Linked DNA regions of Homo sapiens: all the other regions are linked to region 2. A link is a loop called in an ENCODE intact Hi-C map of the cell type or tissue named here. Cell type or tissue: heart left ventricle. All regions are shown on one strand. Each heading gives the region's core, and the rest is flanking DNA. Links, peaks and the distances in the headings are about the cores only. Region 1 overlaps PDK1 (pyruvate dehydrogenase kinase 1). Region 2 has its middle 25 kb from the start of RAPGEF4. Region 3 overlaps PDK1 (pyruvate dehydrogenase kinase 1).

The links. A loop is a pair of places that touch in the nucleus more often than their neighbours do. Peaks named below come from ENCODE experiments on the same cell type or tissue, not always from the same donor. Only the 100,000 strongest peaks of a DNase experiment are listed, where the experiment ranks them.
Region 1: a loop joins it to region 2, with 4 times the contacts of the local background. A loop is called at or near these places in 66 of 110 quality-filtered maps.
Region 3: it touches region 2 in a loop (2.5-fold over the local background); 69 of 110 quality-filtered maps call a loop at or near these places.

The regions. Positions count from the first base shown.
Region 1 is chr2:172,590,066-172,596,531 of GRCh38, reverse strand. PDK1 (pyruvate dehydrogenase kinase 1) reads right to left here. Exons shown (of 11, transcript NM_002610.5): 10 at 3,484-3,597; 11 at 1-703. The coding sequence ends at 563. Among named protein-coding and RNA genes, the nearest start is that of PDK1-AS1, 37 kb to the right of the region's middle. RefSeq lists a silencer at 4,387-4,594. In heart left ventricle, for the core only: a CTCF peak has its summit at 2,640 (motif pointing left); no DNase peak of the experiment used is centred there.
Region 2 is chr2:172,708,014-172,714,479 of GRCh38, reverse strand. It overlaps a transcript of PDK1 not described here. Among named protein-coding and RNA genes, the nearest start is that of RAPGEF4, 25 kb to the left of the region's middle. RefSeq lists an enhancer at 844-1,401. In heart left ventricle, for the core only: a CTCF peak has its summit at 3,777 (motif pointing right); a DNase peak (open chromatin) is centred at 2,039; H3K27ac peaks cover 1,341 bases.
Region 3 is chr2:172,602,080-172,608,545 of GRCh38, reverse strand. PDK1 (pyruvate dehydrogenase kinase 1) reads right to left here. Exons shown (of 11, transcript NM_002610.5): 11 at 1-6,466. Among named protein-coding and RNA genes, the nearest start is that of PDK1-AS1, 49 kb to the right of the region's middle. In heart left ventricle, for the core only: no CTCF peak of the experiment used is centred there; no DNase peak of the experiment used is centred there.

The DNA.
Region 1 (6,466 bases), core at 466-5,465, 120 kb after region 2:
AAATTAACCTCAGAGCTAAGACAATGCATGTAGACGCCGAAGGGTGGCTGGTTCTGTGATTACAGGCCAACTGTTTTCTGCTTTACTTGTAGTCAAGTCACTGATAAACATGAAGACCATATTACAGCTGTCACTACCGAATAAAAGATGGCAGAACTCCTCCAAATAACAGGAAGATGGCTAACCAGCTAATCACTATCATTTAGAAAATGTTTCTAGCAAACATAAATGAAAGTATTTCTTAAAAAAAAAAAACTAGTTTCCTATAGAAACCCGAAGATTTCCACACTTCTGAAGTCTACCACAAAGTGAAAAGTTGCCCAAAACTACAGTTGTTTAAAAATATGTTCAATTAACTGTGAAAATATAAGTGTAAAATAGGTGCAATTTCATCCTTTAGGAGGTTTAACGGGCACAAATGGAATTCAGTTTCCATTTATTCTACTCAAATAGTTTTGTGAAAACGATAAATAAAGTACTTGGTATAATATAGTTCTGAACACCATACCTTCCAAATTTAATACAAAAGCCACATTTGGATTTTCCGATGTCCCAAGTGTGTCTAGGCACTGCGGAACGTCGTCATGTCTTTGGGTTCTCTGCTGGGGACGCACCAGTCATCAGCCTCGTGGTTGGTGTTGTAATGCTTCCAGGCAGCTTTGTTATACACTGGGAGTCTTTCTATTGAGTCTGTTGACAGAGCCTGAAAAAGAAAAACCTAAGACCTATTAAGTCTGGCATTTTTTAGAATTCATTATTTGAGAAAATAGACAATGGCAAAAAGGTTACGACAAATTAAATAATATTCTATTAGTATCTTATTAATCCTTATACCACCTAAATATACTTTTAAATGGTATGTATATTTGAAACGTGTTATTTATGAAATCTATGGCACTGACTGATGTGCAGGTTGACTGAGTTTGTTGCTTACAGTAATTCCCCAGCCATCCTGGAAGCTGCTGGACTGAAATTTTACACAAAACATGACCCAGATCAGAGTTGGCTAACTGAAGAAGTTGGTTAAATGTAAAAGCATACAAATCGATATATGTATCTTAATAGATGCACATAAATTTAATGAACTCTATTTTAATTATTTACTAGAAGAAATAGTGTTTTTTTCAGCATAGTCACTGTGCTTTAAAAAAAACTCATCACAAGCCAGGCACGGTGGCTTATGCCTATAATCCCAGTGCTTTGGGAGGCTTACACAGGAAGATTGCTTGAGCTCAGGAGTTGGAGACCAGCCTGGGCAACATAGCAAGATCCTGTCTCTACAAAAAATAAAAATATCAGCTGGACATGGTGGCACATGGGTGTAGTCCTAACTACTTGGGAGACTGAGAGAGGAGGATCACTTGAAGCCCAGGGGTTCAAGGCTGTAGTGAATTATGATTGTACCACTGCACTCCGGCCTGGCAACAAAGCAAGATATTGACTCTATAAATACATAAAAATTTAAAAACTCATTATAACATTATTAATAAATAGAAATCTATGTCTAAGGCATCTTAGCTTTTTCGTGAACATTTATTGGCCCTGGGTTTGAATCTGTGTCTTCTCCGGCCTCCAATTTCAGTCACTGTGCACAAGATTTCTGCATCATGCATGATTTCAGTTTTCCATATATTATTACCAGTAATTCTCCATTGTATTTCAGCTTCCTATAAGTCACTGGAACCTGAGATAAACTACATTTCTAGTTATCTTCTTCAAGTTAGGATTTTTCAGTAGTATTTCCATCCCAGGCCAAAGGCATTTCCTAAGATGCAGAACACCCTGAACAAGAAAATCTCATTCTGATAATGCTAAAGTCTTTGATGTTGACAATTTTAATGATTCTCTAAGACTTCTTATCTTCTATTTTCCCTAAGGTAGAACAAAAAACCTTTCACCTCCATATTTCTCTAAATATTCCAGAATTTCTTGATCTACAGGCTAGATCAAGCTTGTCCAATCCACAGCCCACAGGCTGCATGCGGCCCAGGATGGCTTTGAATGAAGCTCAACACATTTGTAAACTTTCTTAAAACATTATGAGATTTTTTTTTGTGCAATCTTTTTTAAGCTCATCAGCTATCATTAGTGTATTTTATGTGTGGCACAAGACAGCTGTTCTTCCACTGTGGCCCAGGGAAGCCATAAGATTGGACACTCCTGGGCTAGATCAAAATGTTACATTTTGTCATAAAAACATTGCACTAGGCCAGGTGTGGTGGCTCATGCCTGTAATCCCAGCACTTTGGGAGGCCAAGGCAAGCGGATCACCTGAGGTCAGGAGTTCGAGATCAGCCTAGCCAGCGTGGTCAAACCCCATCTCTACTAAAAATACAAAATTAGTCAGGCGCCTGTAATCCCAGCTATTCGGAAGGCTGAGGCAGGAGAACAGCTTGAACCCGGGAGGCGGAGGTTGCAGTGAGCCGAGATCATGCCATTGCACTCCAGCTTACGTGACACAGAGCAAGACTCCGTCTCAAAAAAAAAAAAAAAAGAAAAACATTGCATTGATGTTGCCCTTTTCCCTCGCAATTGACATGGTTAAAAAAACAAAAAATACCATCTAGAAAGAATTTAGTCTTTTCAGATATTTTTTCCAATATAAATTCTTCAACATTTCCTATAAAATAGATGCCATCTAGTGGCCAGAACAAGAAACTAGAGTCACTAAATCAGGCATAAACAGCCACCAGTTAGCCGAAGAAGGGGAATGATGGAACCTAGTGTTTTTCCACCATGTAAAATGTGTGGAACCCTCCTTAATGCATTGAACACTCCAGGCAAGCAGACTAAGTGCTTCTGTGTCCATTAGGTAAGCTATATGCTTACCAAGAGTCACTTGTGCTTGTTCCCAAATCTGTTTGTACAATTCTGTCATGATAATTACAAAATTTATTACATAAGCAAAGAATAAAAAGGGGAATGTTTCCTTGAAAACTAAGATGAATGTTTTGGAAAGACTCATGAAGGAAAGTCACATAAAACTTGCTGTCAAATCAGTCAGGAGGTATCTGTAAAGGACTGCATAAAAGTCCAAAAAGAGTATGCACTTGTTGGTTTAAAGAAACTAAAATGATGCACTGTCAGTACAGCTTTTGCAAAAAAGACAATGTGACACTCCAATCTGCAGACCCATATACAAAAAAAAAGCCTTGGCAGTACATCAAAAGTTTGGCGTTATCAATGTCCATTCATGTGTTTTATGTTAAAATTAAACTTGTATGATATATAACTTATGATTCTCTACTTTAACCCAATTTTTTTCCTATTAATAGACAGAGTCCTAATCACTCCAGGATACAAATCTCTTTCCCCATAGTTTTAGGGGATCATCTATCAAAATGGGTGAGATCCCCAGCAAAAAACCATAGTTTTTTTCTATTTAAACAGCATGTGGTAGAGTTAAATTTCATTACAGTTAAGTATGGACATCTGTTCTTATCATCAAAAGAAATATTAAATCAAGAAGACTACAGCTATTACCTTAATGTAGATAACTGCATCTGTCCCGTAACCCTCTAGGGAATACAGCTTCAGGTCTCCTTGGAAGTATTGTGCGTAAAGACGTGATATGGGCAATCCATAACCAAAACCAGCCTGTTTGATGAGAAAAACAAAATTCTATTCAGAAAGACACACACTGAAATACTTTTCTAATTAAGATAGATGCCATTGAGTACCACGGGGCTATCAGAGCCCGCATCTGAGAGATGCATTATATTTAATATAATTAATATTTAAGCATTGACAATGATTAAGCTGAGGTTTACTTGAGTACTGTATCAGCTGACTTCCCTCTGGTCATTTAAAACTCTTTATTCTTTCTATAAAATGACTTGTGGTTGGTCTCGAAAAAGCATATTGCTTTTCCTTGCTGGCCTGCTCGGTCGTATTGTGTCTGGAATTGGTTCCTTCCAGTGGGTTCTTGGTCTGCGGACTTCTCCAGGAGAGGGGAGAAGAGCAGCATAAGCAGCTGGCAGAGGCAGGGAAAGACCAGCAGAAAGGAAAGAGAGAAAGAGACAGAAAGTCAGAGAGAGAGACAGAGGAAGAGAGAGACAAAGAGGGAGTCAGAGAGAAAGAAAGAAAGAGACAAAGTCAGAGACAGAGAGAGGAAGAGACAGGGACAAAGAGGGAGTCAGAGAGAGAGAGAAAGAGAGACACAAAAAGTCAGAGAGAGGAAGAGACAAAGAGGAGTCAGAAAGAGAGAGGCAAAGAAGTCAAAGAGAAAGAGAGATAGAAGTAGTAAAGAAAAAACAGTGTACCCTATTCCTTCAAAAGCCAGGGTAAATTTAAAACCTATAACTGATAATTGAAGGTCTTCTCTGTAACCCTATAACACTCCAATACCACCTTGTTGTCAGTGTAAACAAGGGCATAGCCCGGAAGCACTGAGACCACTGACAACCCGTAGCTTTCCTATCAAAAATCCTTAACCCAGCAGGTTTCCTAACAGGGGATCTAAATCTGAAGGTCCGACCAGACACAGGAGGAACTCCCTTCAGGACAGGACAATAGATGTTTCCTCCCAGGCGATTAAGGGAAAAAGACACAATGGGTACTCAGTAAGTAATAAGGAAACTATTGTAGAAGCAGAGTTAGGAAAATTGCCTAATAATTGGTCTGCTCAAATATGCGAGCTGTTTGCACTCAGCCAAACCTTAAAGTACTTACAGAATCAGGAAGGAGCCATCTATACCAATTTTAAGTTAATATGGACTGAACGAGGTCTTATTAATAGCAAGGAATAATTGAAATTCCAAACTTACAAGGTTTTCAACAAAAGTAAAGTTTGCTAAAAGTTAACAGTGTAACATTTATTATCTTAACTTCTAATCTTATGGAAATCAGACCCTATCAGTGCCCCTCAAAGCTCAAGTCCATCAGCGCAGGGCCATACAACTAATACCCCTACTTACAGAGTTAGAAATGGCCACTGCTACAGGAACCGGAACAGCCAGTTTATCTACTTCATTATCCTACTACCAAACACTCTCAAAGGATTTCTTAGACAGTTTGCAAGAAATAACGAAATCTATCCTTACTCTACAATCCCAAATAGACTCTTTGGCAGCAGTGACTCTCCAAAACCGCCAAGGCCTAAACCTCCTCACTGCTGAGAATGGAGGACTCTGCACCTTCTTAGGAGAAGAATGTTGTTTTTACACTAACCAGTCAGGGATAGTATGAGATGCCGCCCGGCGTTTACAGGAAAAGTCTTCCGAAATCAGACAACACCTTTCAAACTCTTATACCAACCTCTGGAGTTGGGCAACATGGCTTCTCCCCTTTCTAGGTCCTGTGACAGCCATCTTGCTATTACTCACCTTCGGACCCTGTATTTTTAACCTCCTTGTCAAATTTGTTTCCTCTAGAATCAAGGCCATCAAGCTATAGATGGTCTTACAAATGGAATCCCAAATGAACTCAACTAACAACTTCTATCAAGGACCCCTGGACTGACCCGCTGGCCCTTTCACTGGCCTAAAGAGTTCCCCTCTGGAGGACACTACAACTGCAGGGCCCCTTCTTTGCCCCTATCCAGCAAGAAGTAGCTACAGCGGTCATCGCCCAATTCCCAACAACAGTTGGGGTATACTGTTTAGAGGGGGGATGGAGAGGTGAAGCCAGTTGGGCTTCTGGGTCGGGTGGGGACTTGGAGAACTTTTCTGTCTAGCTAAAGGATTGTAAATGCACCAATCAGCACTCTGTGTCTAGCTAAAGGTTTGTAAACACACCAATCAGCACTCTGTAAAATGGACCAATCAGCAGGACATGGGTGGGGCCAAATAAGGGAATAAAAGCTGGCCACCCCAGCCAGCAGTGGCAACCCGCTCGGGTCCCCTTCCACACTGCGGAAACTTTGTTCTTTCACTCTTCACAATAAATCTTACTGCTGCTCACTCTTTGGGTCTGCACTATCTTTATGAGCCGTAACACTCACCACGAAGGTCTGCAGCTTCACTCCTGAAGTCAGCGAGACCATGAACCCACCAGGAGGAACAAACAACTCCAGACATGCCACCTTTAAGAGCTGTAACACTCACTGCGAAGGTCTGTGGCTTCACTCCTGAGGTCAAGCAAGACCACAAACCCACCGAAGAAAGAAACTCTGGACACATCTAAACATCTGAAGGAACAAACTCCAGACACACCATCTTTAAAAACTGTAACACTCACCATGAGGGTCCGCAGCTTCATTCTCAAAGTCAGCAAGACCAAGAACCTACCAGAAGAAACCAATTCCGGATATGGTATCTCAATACTGCTCTTGGCAATATCATATAAAATGTGTTATCTCTTTTAGGAGCAAGAGTAGAAAATGGCTTGTTGCAGCCTAATAGATATATCTCATGACTTAATATCATAAATTTCCAGCCACATTCTGAGCCTGGAGATATCTCTAATATAGATCTACTTTCTTAATTCTCACTGACGGGTCACTTTTCCACTTAAAAATCTTCAAAAC
Region 2 (6,466 bases), core at 820-5,819:
TGATACAGAAAAGTATGGTAATATAATTAATTCTAAAAAAACTTTCAAATATAAAGAAAAAATTTTGTGGGTAAAGTTAAATGGAAATACAAGGTCAAGGGAAAACAGGAACAATGTAAATTTTCCTAATCTTAGAAGAGAGGTTGTTCATATATTTTTAAAGTTAAGATAGAGCATATAAAACTGTTCTGGTATTTAGATTATATTGTATATGTTGAAAAGAGTGATGTCATAGGTTTTTGTTAAAAAGTGTCAATATTTATATCTTTTGTTACTATTTAAACTTATGAGAAAAATTTCAGATGTTAACATAAAAATGTGTGAGAAGGCACATTGTTTTTCAAAACTATTTTAAGGAGTACGCTAGCAACAAAAAGTACTACTCTAATGAAGTGAAATAAATTAGTGGTACCAGTGTTTTGTTCCCAGATCTACTGTAAAATCAGGCATTTATTTCCATTTCTTCATCTGTCGTCTTTTCTCCAAATATAAAATGGGTATGATAACTTTCCTTGTGGCCAGAGGTGTCTGTGCAGCTCTTGTGAGGAAAAAACTTGTGTAATAGTGATGGCAGCAGTGGCCTATCTGGAAAGGCTGCTGAAAAGACACTAGCTGCAGCCAGGGCTGTGCGCTCCATGGAGCCGGGGGAGCCGGGAACAGACGGGATCCACACCCCCTTCCCAGTTGAAGGGGCGGGAACCTTGCCCTCCCGGACACAGCTGCAGCCACCCAGCTGCAGGACCTGGGCATCCCTGTGCTTCTGGAGGCCCAGGAAGTCCCCCTGTCCGCACAGGCACAGAAGTGCCTGCCCGCGTTGCCTGGCCTCTCCCTGCTCCCAGCACCCGCTCCAATTTCAAAGCAAAGTTGTGACCAAGCCCAGGTGCTGTCACAACCGGGCTGGGTGTGCACATGCTCAGGACAGTGCTGACACGCCAGCCCCCTGCCTCCTCGGCCCCCTCCAGACTTTGGGCACCAACAAGCATGAGAGAGTGGCCAAGGGGGCACTGTGGGCAGCTCGGCACGGGCCTGGAGGCATCCCTCAGCTCGAACAGCCTGGGCACCATGAACAGTGGCAGGGGGCAGACAGGCTCCTGGGCAGAAAGGAGCTAGTCCCCCATAAAACCCCACCTGAAGCCTGGGGACCAGGCTGCCAGTTCCACGGACTGGAGTGAAAACTTACAGTACTTTTTCCAAGCCCACACATGGCTGCTCATGGACCAATCAGCACATAGGTCCTCCTCTCTGAAGCCCATAAAATCCCGGACTTGGACAGATGGCAGGACGACCTCCCTGCAGAGCGGAGCTACCCACCATGAGTCTCCTCTCCAGTGAGAGCTGTACACTCTGTACAACCTGCCTGTGGATAGGAGCTACCCACTCCAGGTACTCCAGGTCTCCTCTCCACTGAGGACTGCAGAGACATCAGAAAGACCTGCCTGCAGATAGGAGCTACCCACACCAGGTCTCCTCTCTGCTGATGGCTACAGAGACATTCGGACAGCCTGCCTGCAGAAAGGAGCTACTCACTTTGGGTCTCCTGAGAGCTGAACTGCTGCTCAATAAAGCACCTCTTCACCTTGCTCACCCTGCAGTTATCTGCATACCTCATTCTTCCTGGATGTGGGACAAGAACTTGGGACCTGCTGAATGCTGGGACTGAAAGAGCTGTAACACAAACAGGCCCAAAACACACCCTCCACCCCTGCTTGCCACATTGTGGGCAACAAGGAGAGAAGAGCTGCAGCTCTTTGGGAAGCCCAGATCTAGGAGTTCCCCAAGCCACGGCTGTGACACCCTCTTTGGGGCTCTGTGGTTCCTGGTATCTCCAAGCTTCAGGTGCCACTGCATTCCCGGGTGTCCACAGTGGAAGCCGCTTGCAGTACACCTGGTCCAACCACAGCCTAGCAGGAAGCCAGCACTCATGCCGGCACCTGGAACTGCCCACCCCACCGCAGCTAGCATGCCTGGCTGTGTGCAGTGGCTGGACCCCGTGCTCGCTCACACACCCCTCACCGCCCTGTGCCTAGCTTGCCCTTGGCAGCCATGGGATCGGAGCCAGTAGCGAAAGCCAAGTGAAGCCTGCGAGGCCAAGAGAGCAGAAAGAGCCCAGCGGCCCAAGCAAAACTCGGGCAAAGGTGCCGACAGCCACAGAGGTTCCTGGCTGGTGAAGTGACAACCTAAGGATCCCATGACAACAATAATAGTAAAAGCCACATTATATGTTAAATTACTTGTGAACTATTGCAGGTTAGAAATAAAAGTACTCACTTATCTTGTTCTTTTTATATTTGTTACAATTTATTACAGGGGAAACTGAAAACCCATGGGTTCTAACAAAACAGACAATTCAGAATCTTAGAGGTTTAAGACAATAGTTTCTAACCTAGTCTTTTAAACCTATAACCTTAACAGTCTTAATATGACTCTATATGCAAATAAACGTAAATATATGTACATTATATATGTAAATATATGTAACTAATATATATGTAACATCTTTTAACAACAACAAAAATATAAGACAGATAAGAACATATTCCTAAATGTTCTATAATCTCTTCCTCTCCTTTTGAGCAAAGGGAACTCTTTTTTTTTTTTTTTTTTTTTTTTTTTTGAGCTAGGTTCTCACTCTGTTGCCCTGGCTGGAGTGCAATGGTACAATTACAGCTCACTGCAGCCTCAACCTTTCGGGCTCAAGTGATCCTCTCACCTTATCCTCCCGAGTAGCTGGGACGAAAGGCCTGCACCACCATGCCTGGCTAATTTTTTAATTTTTATGTAGAGACAGCATTTCACTATGTTGCCCAGACTGGTCTCGAGTTCCTGGACTCAAGGGATTCACCAGCCTCTGCCTCCCAAAGTTCTGGGATTACAGGTGTAAGCCACTGTACCCAGCCATAGAGAGCTGTCTTGACAGCCTTCTATAAATTTATAGATGCACAATTTGCCTGCATCCAAATTCCTATTCTCATTACCATGTGATAACTTTGGTTGCTTCCATTAAGGAATGGAAATATATTAGTTTATTCACACATTTAACCATTATTTATTAAGCATTTCCTGCGGACCTAAACTGCTTGTACTAAACTGCTGGGCAAAGAATTGTTACTTTATTTGGAAATGTAAACTGTGAGGGTGGAAGGTAGGGACAGAGTGGAAGAGGAGATTAATGCACTATCTCTGAACTAAAATAGTTTGGAAGCAGATCTGAAAGTTCTGGAAACACACTGACACACTATGGCTCTTTCTGTTGGTCACAAGAGACATCTTTATGTCACTATTAATGCTAAACATTTCTAGAAGTAAATTGTCCAGCCAGTGAGGACAATTGCTGGAATGGAATAAGAGAAGAAAATGTCAGGGGAAATTTGGCATAGTCAAAATTCCAATCTAGGCTTAAAGAGGATGCTCTCTAAGCTCTCATTTACAACCTAGGAAAAATTTTAGTTTTGCAGTGAAAGTTGGCATAGCCACCAGTTGGACTAAATAACTTCCAATGTGCTTTCCAATAATAGGCTTGTATCAGGTTACACTCAGAGCACAGAATCACATTGAGAGAATTTAGTTACGTGATGTAATTGTTTAGTGGCATGAGAGCCTTCTCCACAATGTGGATATAATGACTCACTCGACTGAGAATTAGAGCATCCTTGCTTTTGCATGGGAATGTTTTGCTTCCTCTAGGGTGGCAGCAAAGGGGTAGAGCTGAAAAGAATAAAAGGTTGAGAACTACCTGTCTGTAGCTTGACAGTCTGACAATTTCACTGATCTCTGGCACCTCCAGCAGAGGGCAGGCTGGTATAGAGAAAAGAAGGAAAACATGAATTTCTTAATTTCCTTTACAGCCAGTCCTTGCTTTGCCCAGTAGTGCAGGACCATAAAAAGGACTGTGCATGCCTAAACCATGCAAAGCAATCTTCATAACTTTCCTGACCTTTAATAATTGTTGTCAAAACATTAAAACTTTGTATATGTATAAGGAAATGTCAAAACATTAAAACTTATACATGTATAAGGAAATGAAAAAATACTAAAACTAGCATGTTATTTAGCACATTGTAATTTAAAATATAAGAAACATTGGAATGAAAGTGTTTTATTTCTTTGTGAAAAATATATTAAGAGTACTTTGAATTATGCTTTCAGTCTTCTTGTTGCAGAACTCATGGTAGGAAACAAGCATCTTTCACATGTCTCAGCTGATTGTCATACTCCTTTGTGAATTTGGATCAGCTTCCAACATGTTACCCTTTGCATTTTGGATGTGGTGAAGTATCTCTAAGAGTGCCTTTACCGTGAAAGTTTTTTCCAGCATCGCTTCCTCTGGCACACCTTCATCCATTTCCTCACAGCCACTTTCGTCACTTACGTCATGAGTTCACCTGCACTAAGTTCCCCTGGCTGCATACCCAGAATCTCTCCAGTGGTAGCAGGGTCAACATTCCCAGGGTCAGCGATTTCCTCTATAACTTCATTATGTTCACTTCAAATTTCATTTGCAGTATTATCACTTTTTTTTTCTTTACTGCAATTTCGTCTTTGTTGGCAAACTGTCTTTTTCAGTTATTCATTTTTGTAAAATGTCATGTGGGTTTATCACTGAGCGATAAGAAGACCATACTACCATTGCTGTCCATCACTGAATTGAATAACAGATGCACCGTGACCCATCAGGAACAGACTGGAAGAAGTGATGTGATCAGTTGCTGATCATTGATGCATATCCGTTATTTACATAGTGACTTGTGAACTAAGAGCTAGCAGCAAAGTTGGCACTTTATGCAATTTCTCACAGTTAGTATGCCATGGTAACTGAAATTTGAATTGTGCCGTTGGGTGACTGCTGTTATTTAACTGAATGGTGGTAACTGAAATTGATACACAATGTAACCATTCGAGCAAGGACTACCTGTATTTTCCACATCCACCCTCACAAAGAATGTATGAAAAGTTTGCTGAAATTAAGCAAGAATTAGCTTCAAGACTGACAGCAAACTTATTTGGGATGAGCGTTGCCTTTCCTTTTCCCTAACAGAACTAACTTCATTTCTTTTTTCAACAAAACATATTGATGGGTCATTTGGTAGGTGGACTCACTTAGCACTCAGGGATGACTTTGATGAAATACAAGAATATATATTTCTCTGAATAAGAAAAATAAGATGTTTGAGTTTTTGAAATAGTGAGGGGCTGAGGAACTGAGAGGAGCTGAAATAGCTGAAAGCAAGTTGTGAGGAGAGATGGTCCCACAAGACGAGAGGCTAGGACTCCAGGAGAAAAGATGGCTTAGGGTGGTGGTGGTAGTAGATGTATTGTTTTATCCATCTACTGTTTTTTAAATACCCTTAACTATTTTCCAATTAATTTTTATTTTATGACATCATTATACCTGCAAAGGTTTAAAAACATAGTGCTAAATGGCTACAAAAAAAAGAGAGAGAGAGAGAAACAACAAATCTCTTTATCAGCTGTCTTTTTGTCCCATCTCTGACTGCAGCTATCAATTACAGGTTGAGCATACCTAATCTGAAAATCCAAAGTGCAAAATGTTCCAAAATCTGAAACTTGCTGAACACCAACATGATGCCACAGACGGAAAGTTCCATACCTGACCTCATGCGATGGGTCCCAGTCAAAACACAGGTGGACAACACTAGTTTATTCAGCATTCCCAAGGGAAAAATGAAATTACCTTCAGCCTATATGTATAAGGTGAATATGAAACATAAATAAATTTTGTGTTTAGACTTGGGTCCCATCCCTAGGGTTTTTCATATTATATATATGTACAAATACTTCGAAATCAAAAAAATCTGAAGTCCAAAACACTTCTGATCCCAAGCCTTTCAGATAAGGAATACTCAACCTGTATCAATTATTTTGGCTGTTTTTCCCAGGATTTATTTCCATATTTCCCAATGATATATGTATACTGCTATTTCTTAATTTATCTTTTTTGTCATTATTTCGTGAGAAACTATTAAAATAGTTGATGATTTAACTCTCTTAAACCAAGCCACACATGTGCTTGCACACTCCTCTTGCTACTATCCTCCCCCTACAGTTAAAGCAATTATAGTATTATGACAATTTAAATATCAACAAAAACCAAGTTTTTGTTTTCCTTAGAGTTACTAGCAACCATAGTTTTAATTTAATTATCTATCACTAAATCCTGTTGGCAATTTTTCTTTTTTTTTTTTCACTCTGTCGCCCAGGCTGGACTGCAGTGGCACAATTATTGCTCATTGCAGCCTCTACCACCCAGGCTCAGGTGATCCTCCCACCTCATCCTCCCGAATAGCTGGGACTACAGGTGCACTATGCCCAGCTAATTTTTTGTAGAGACAGGGTTTCACCATGTTTCCCAGGCTGGTCTTGAACTCCTGGACTCAAGCAATCTACTCACCTCGACCTCTAAAACTGCTGAGATACAGGTGTGAGCCACCACGCCTGGCTGGTCATT
Region 3 (6,466 bases), core at 988-5,987, 110 kb after region 2:
GTTTCACATAGACTTACAGCAGAGTGAATGATAAACAGTTGTACAATTTAACATGATGGAAATTTAAAATTTCTTGCATAGTAACTGGAGGTTCTTTCATATCCCCGTTAATACTAACTTCTTCTGAGTTTATGGACATTGCAAATAACATTAGCCAAAATACCCCAGAATCTTGGGGGTGGAAGAGTAAACTAGCTATATAATCACCTAGAATCGGAAGGAAAATGTTATAAACTAAAACGACCTTTCTTTCCTTCTATATGTTTATTTTTCTTTGATCAATGCCCAAGTAGCTGACTCCTCTTGCTATATATTTCCATTTCCTAAATAGACTTTAGTACAGCAATATCATTATCATCCCATTTCTTTTCTCCTATCTCACTCTATATGTTTGTTATATTTAGATTGTAAATTCCCCACAGGGTATGATGGTCTTGTGTTTACAGCCTTCTCTTCTACTTACCTTTTTGCATCAAGGGTCTCAATGTCAGTCAAGTATTAACTAAAACTGTTATTAATAAACTTTATTATTCAGATTTTTACCTTTTACTACAAAAACTGCACACTATCTGATACTGCTTGGATAACTACAGTCTAACACTGAAACACAGCTCCTTTTAAAAATATCATTTCTAGATCACTGCCCAGGAAATGTCTTGGAGTGTAAGTATACACTGAGTATGGTGTACTGCTCTGAACTGGAAACTGTAGGTTCCAGATGCCAGTTATCAACACTACTCTGCTCCTAAAGTTCCCCTATCCCCTGCTCCTTTTCCTTCCCCTGCTGCCTTCTGGTCCTTGCATCCTTGCTGCTGCTGAGCCTGTTCCCCTAGGACCGACTCTGCTACAACCAGATACAGGGTCAGCCTCCACTCTGAGTTTGGCCAACCTCCTTCCTAGTACCATTGTTTTGGGTTCACCATCACGATACCATCCCACTCCATTCTACTAGTTAGAAAGAACACAGAGCTTGGCATGATGCAACAACCTGTAGCCGTAGTGGTTGCTAAAGCAATGACAGTTGGCTTGTCTCAGGGTAACAGCAAGTCTTATTTTGGTTTGAGTCAGGCCCTGGAGTGGCAAAACAACTGGAGACATGTTGAAGCCATCATCCTTGGCTGGTTCAAACTACATCTTAGAGAACAGAAGGAGTTTTAGAAAGAACTGTATATGAAACTTAGCCAATTATATTTTCACAATTGTTTGATTCTATATTAAAAAAAATCAAAGCACTTACTATTTCAAATTTTTGTTTTAGAAGCAACCTCGCTCTGTCACCCAGGCTGGAGTGCAGCAGCACAATCATAGCTCACTGCAGCCTGGAACGCCTAGGTTCAAGAAATTCTATCACACCTCAGCCTCTGGAGTAGTTGGGATTATAGGCGTGAGCCACCATGCTTGGCTATTTTGGATTTTAATTTTGGACTCAAAATGTAAGCATGTTGATGTTAGTCTTTGGCTGGTTTAAAACATTCCTTTGAAGACAATATGCCTGAGAGCTAATTTAGACACAAACTGTTTCTAAAGGCTTACTCTTTTATATTTCCACCCTTATATAATCATACCACTGTAGAGAAAGATCCCAGGAATAAGACCCCAAAGCATGCTACAAAAGTGGCATGATAGAGAAACTACCACTGTTTAATGGGTGCAAGGTTTCCTTTTAGGGTGATAAAAATGTTTTGGAACTAGACAGAGGTGGTGATTGCACATTGTGGATGTACTGAATGACACTGAATTACACTTTAAAATGGTTAGTTGTAGGTCATGTGAACTTCAACATGAAAAAGGTTTTTTTTTTTTTTTAAAAAAAAAAGGAAAGAAAAAATAAACTACCACCATTCTCTCTGCTACCACAGAGCACTAAAATCTAGGAATTTGACTTTACTGCAGCCATTAACACCAGCACTGATGCCACTTCTGTATCAGGAACTTAACCTGACAACCATGAAAGGTCCTCTGAAAGCCAGATGATACATATGGCAAAACTCATGACAGCATATGGACAACTGCACAGAACTTGTGCTTCATGTTGCTGAGTGCAGATGTTTCTAATTACCGAAGTTACTGTCTGCCTCCTAGCAGCAAAAGAGACTTGAGGAAGTAAGGTTCATAACATGGAGGTTCACTAAAGTATAGAAAGGCCATTCAAAAGGTTGTGGGCTTCCACAAAAATGGTAAGTATTCATTACATCCTCCTAGCCTTCTGTGGATGCCAAGAGTTTGATTAAGTTCTAAGAGAGAGGAGATCTTCTTTACCTTCCAGAGGATGCAGGCAAATTGGCTTTGCTAAAGCACCCAATGTCTGCTTATGATCACTATACTCTCATCAATACTTCCCAGGTCTCCAGAATTAGGACAGTCATTTGTTGTTAAATTAGCTGTATATTTCTCCCAGCGATCATATTCTCATGAAGCCTGATCAACGACTGACCCATTTGGTCATAGGACTATGCTATCCAAGAGAGGACCCAGTGATGCCACCACTGAAGGTATCTATGAAATTAAATGGTTTTATGTCTATAATAGTACAGAGTTTTATGGTCACGCAAAGTATGTATAAAATCTGGCTCATGGAGTTTGGGAAGAATAGTGATTGGACTGCAGAAATTATAGCATCTATCAGGTTTGGGGGAGGGGGAGTTGTGGGGGTAGTAGTTAGTGAATATCAGCACGCTGACCTTTTCAAACAGGTGGTAAATGTCTTTCCACAGATCCTGCCCCTATGTTGGTCAGAGAGAAGCAAAGTAGGTGAATTATTTTCCAATAATTAATATTAGCATAAATGGGGCAAACATGAAAATGAAAATCTAAAGAAACCCACTCAGCACAGCTTTCATGAGCTCAGTGCCGACTCAAGATTTACAGAGAGGCTGAGCACGGTGGTTCATGCCTGCTATCCCAACACTTTGGGAGGCCAAGGCAGGAGGATCACTTGAGCTCAGGAGTTCGAGACCAGCCTGGCCAACACGGTGAAACCCCGTCTCTACTAAAAATACAAAAATTAGCTGGGCATGGTGGCAGGCACCTGTAGTCCCAGCTACTTGGAGGCTGAGGCAGGAGAATCACTTGAACCCAGGAAGCAGACGCTGCACTGAGCTGAGATCACACCACTACACTCTGGCCTGGGCAAAAGAGCAAGACTCTGCTTCCAAAAAAAAAAAAAAAAAAAAAAAATTACAGTGTAGACCAAACCTGGACAGTCTAGTTAGCTCCACTCACATATCTTTAAGCTCAGAGGCTCTTGAACGCCTATGTGTCCCACCCAGAGGCCTCCAGTGTCCTTGACTGTTCATAGTGGAATAGAAGGAGGCATTATGGTATTTGGTTCTATCTCTTGTGCCTCCTGTTGACTGGATCCTCACTTAGAAATAAAAGACTGACACAACCCAATGGATGGGCTGGGGTAAGATGCCAAGGAGAGTAATATAGGTGTGTCACTAACTAAATGGGCCAACCAAGCCCTGTGCCTCCTTCTTAAAATGGGGAGTCTATAGAGGGAAAAGTTTTCTCTGAGAGCCTCAGGAATGTTAAGCCTGGCATCTACAAATGTATCTTTGGGGCTGAGATCTTGAATCTTATACTTGCTTAATAAGCCATTTACTGCCTGCCATTTGGAAGATAAGAAAGAAAAGGGCATCAGAGATCAATGCCCCTAATGATAGTTGGATAAGAACATACCCAATATAAAGCTCCAAAATAATCTCGAAACTAGAAAAGTAGTCTGGCCACATCATATTGTGGCACAAAACAGTAACACTCAAGCAGCCCTGGACTGGGCCAGTGAAATTTTACTGCTGACCCTTCCAAGTCTAAATGGAGAGGGCTAGACAAGAGGGCAAAGTCAAGTTCATGGTGTTGCCATTGGACATACTGCCATTTACTCAATTATGGACACCACATCAAAGACCAAGTGAATAAGGTGGAACTATGTTACTTAGCTATCTCTAGTCCTCAGTAAAACTCCAGAGGCCATGATTTTTCTGAACTGGAGATTCAAACGTGAAATGTATTAGCAATGAACATTGGAGAGGAAAAACGTTTTTTTAAAAAAATTTGTAAGTTAAAAAAAAAGCAAATACTTAGATTTAAGTCTAACAAAATATGCGCGGAATCTGTAAGCTGAAAACTACAAAGTAACAATGAAAGAAATCAAAGGCAATCTATGTAAAGGAAGATATATGCTATGTCTGGCCAGGTACGGTGACTCACGCTTATAAATCCCAGCACTTTGGGAGGCCAAGGCAGGTGGATCCCTTGAGGTGGCGACACCCTGTCTCTGCTAAAAATACGAAAATTAGTCAGGCATGATGGCGCTCGCCTGTAATCCCAGCTACTGGGGAGGCTGAGGCAGGAGAATTGCTTCAACTCAGGAGGCAGAGGTTGCAGTGAGCCAAGATCATGCTACTAAACTCCAGCCTGGGTAATCTCAGAGCAAGACTCTGTCCTCACCCCCCGCCAAAAAAGATATACGCCATGTTCATAAATTGAAAAGCTATTGTTAAATTCTCCTCAAATTGGTCTAGAAATTTAACACATCACAATCCAAATCTCAGAATTTTTTTAGATATTGATGTTAATATCCTTGCCCATCAGTAGTGACAGAAGCATCGATCTTACCAGCCAAATATAAATGGACTCTCCTTTGTTAAACCCTCAGCAGTCACCCATACAGGACATTCATGTATTAGATTATGTGAAATGACTATAGTCATCCGCTAAATTAATGCAGAACATTAATAATGAAGTTTTATCAGGGCCTTCCATTCACAGGCATAAGAGGTCTTATCAACTGACTTTGATGTTACCTGCCTGGATCTAACCCTGGAGACTAGATCCACATCGACATTCACCAGAGAAAATCACTTGGACCTTGCTCTTTAAGGGGCCACACTAAGTCCTATCTACCCCCCACCACTGCTATAAAGTGCCAGAGCTTTCGGTCTTGGGTCCATGCTTCCCACTGCCAGAGACTTCACTTATTGCCTGCAGCAGACAACATTAGTGAAGCTCTCATTAACCACTCAAGTTTGCTGTCGTCTTCCATGACCTTCCCCATGAAATGGATACAAAGATAAGCATTACACATGGGTATCACTTCCTTGCATTAGCCAATTATCAGGATTTCCACTAGTTATATGTTCACTGGGTAAGATCCTTAAAATTCAGATGTCACAAAGATTAACTAATGGGTTTTCGATCTCGAGGTCATGGACACATCCACCAAGTACCCTGTATATCAGGAATAGATCCTTCTTATCTTTTTTAAGTACTCTAAGAATCAGATTACCAGATCTGTCTTGCCATTTGCTCTGTAACTGGTCTCGTCTTTCCAGCTGGCCCTTTGGGCTGCTAAAAGCAGTTTATCTCACAACCTTTAGTCCTTTGCTACTCAAAGTATGGCTCACAGACCAGCAGCATTAATATCACCAGGAAACTTGTTAGAAATGCAGAATCTCAGGCCCCACTCCAGATCTGCTGAACCAGTCTGCATTTGCTCAAGATCTCCAGGTGATTCGCATCAGGAGCATTGCTTACAAAGATTTAACCTTACTTTCCATTGGTTAAGTGAGTCCTTATCAAGCCAACCCTGATCCAAGAGTAACAATCAAGTTCAGCTGTGCACCACAGCAAATGAGGCATCACCTGATGGTTCTTAATGGGTGGTTGTTCCTATTTGTTGCTTTTGTTGGTCACTGAGAGTTGGTTTTAAGATTAAAGGGACCTTTTTCTCCAAAGGAAGATTTGCCACACCAAAGCAGGAAAGGCAATGGTTTACCAAACAAAAAAACCCTAGGCCCTTTTATAAGTCTAATGTTTACCCAAACACAGAAACATAAGATGTTTCTTTCCTCTATGCTCCAAAATATTAGGTCAGAGTTAGAAAGGAGAATCCATAGGCAGGTAACTTTTTGTTAACACCTTGCAAATGGTGATACTTGCAACGCCTGGCAAATGGTGACGCCTTGGACGTATTACTCAACAAATTTTCCATGGCAGGCCCATGGATCCAACCTCATAGACAATTCCAGTATGTCTGTCTTACATCTGACACTATACGAGGTTTATTGTAACATCCACTAATGGCTTATATAAGTGAGTTAAGCACTTTTAATTACAACTATCCCCCAAAGAAACTGAATTTCCTGTTTCTGTTGATGTGATCATATAGTTTTTCTCCTTTAATCTGTAGAGAGGTAAATTACATATTTTTATTAAAACATCCTCCTGTTCCTGGGAAAGATTCTCCTTTTGCTCATGATACAATATTTTATGCACTGCTACATTCAATGTGCCAATATTTCATCAGCAATTTTTCCATCTATGTTCATAAACAAGATTGGTCTATTAATATTTCACAGTCTTTGCTCAAGTGTAGCTTTGAGATTTTACTAACTTTCTGAAATGGGTTGGGTAGCTTTCTCTCATTTCAAAGTTTCTATAAGACAGGAATTATCAGTTTCTT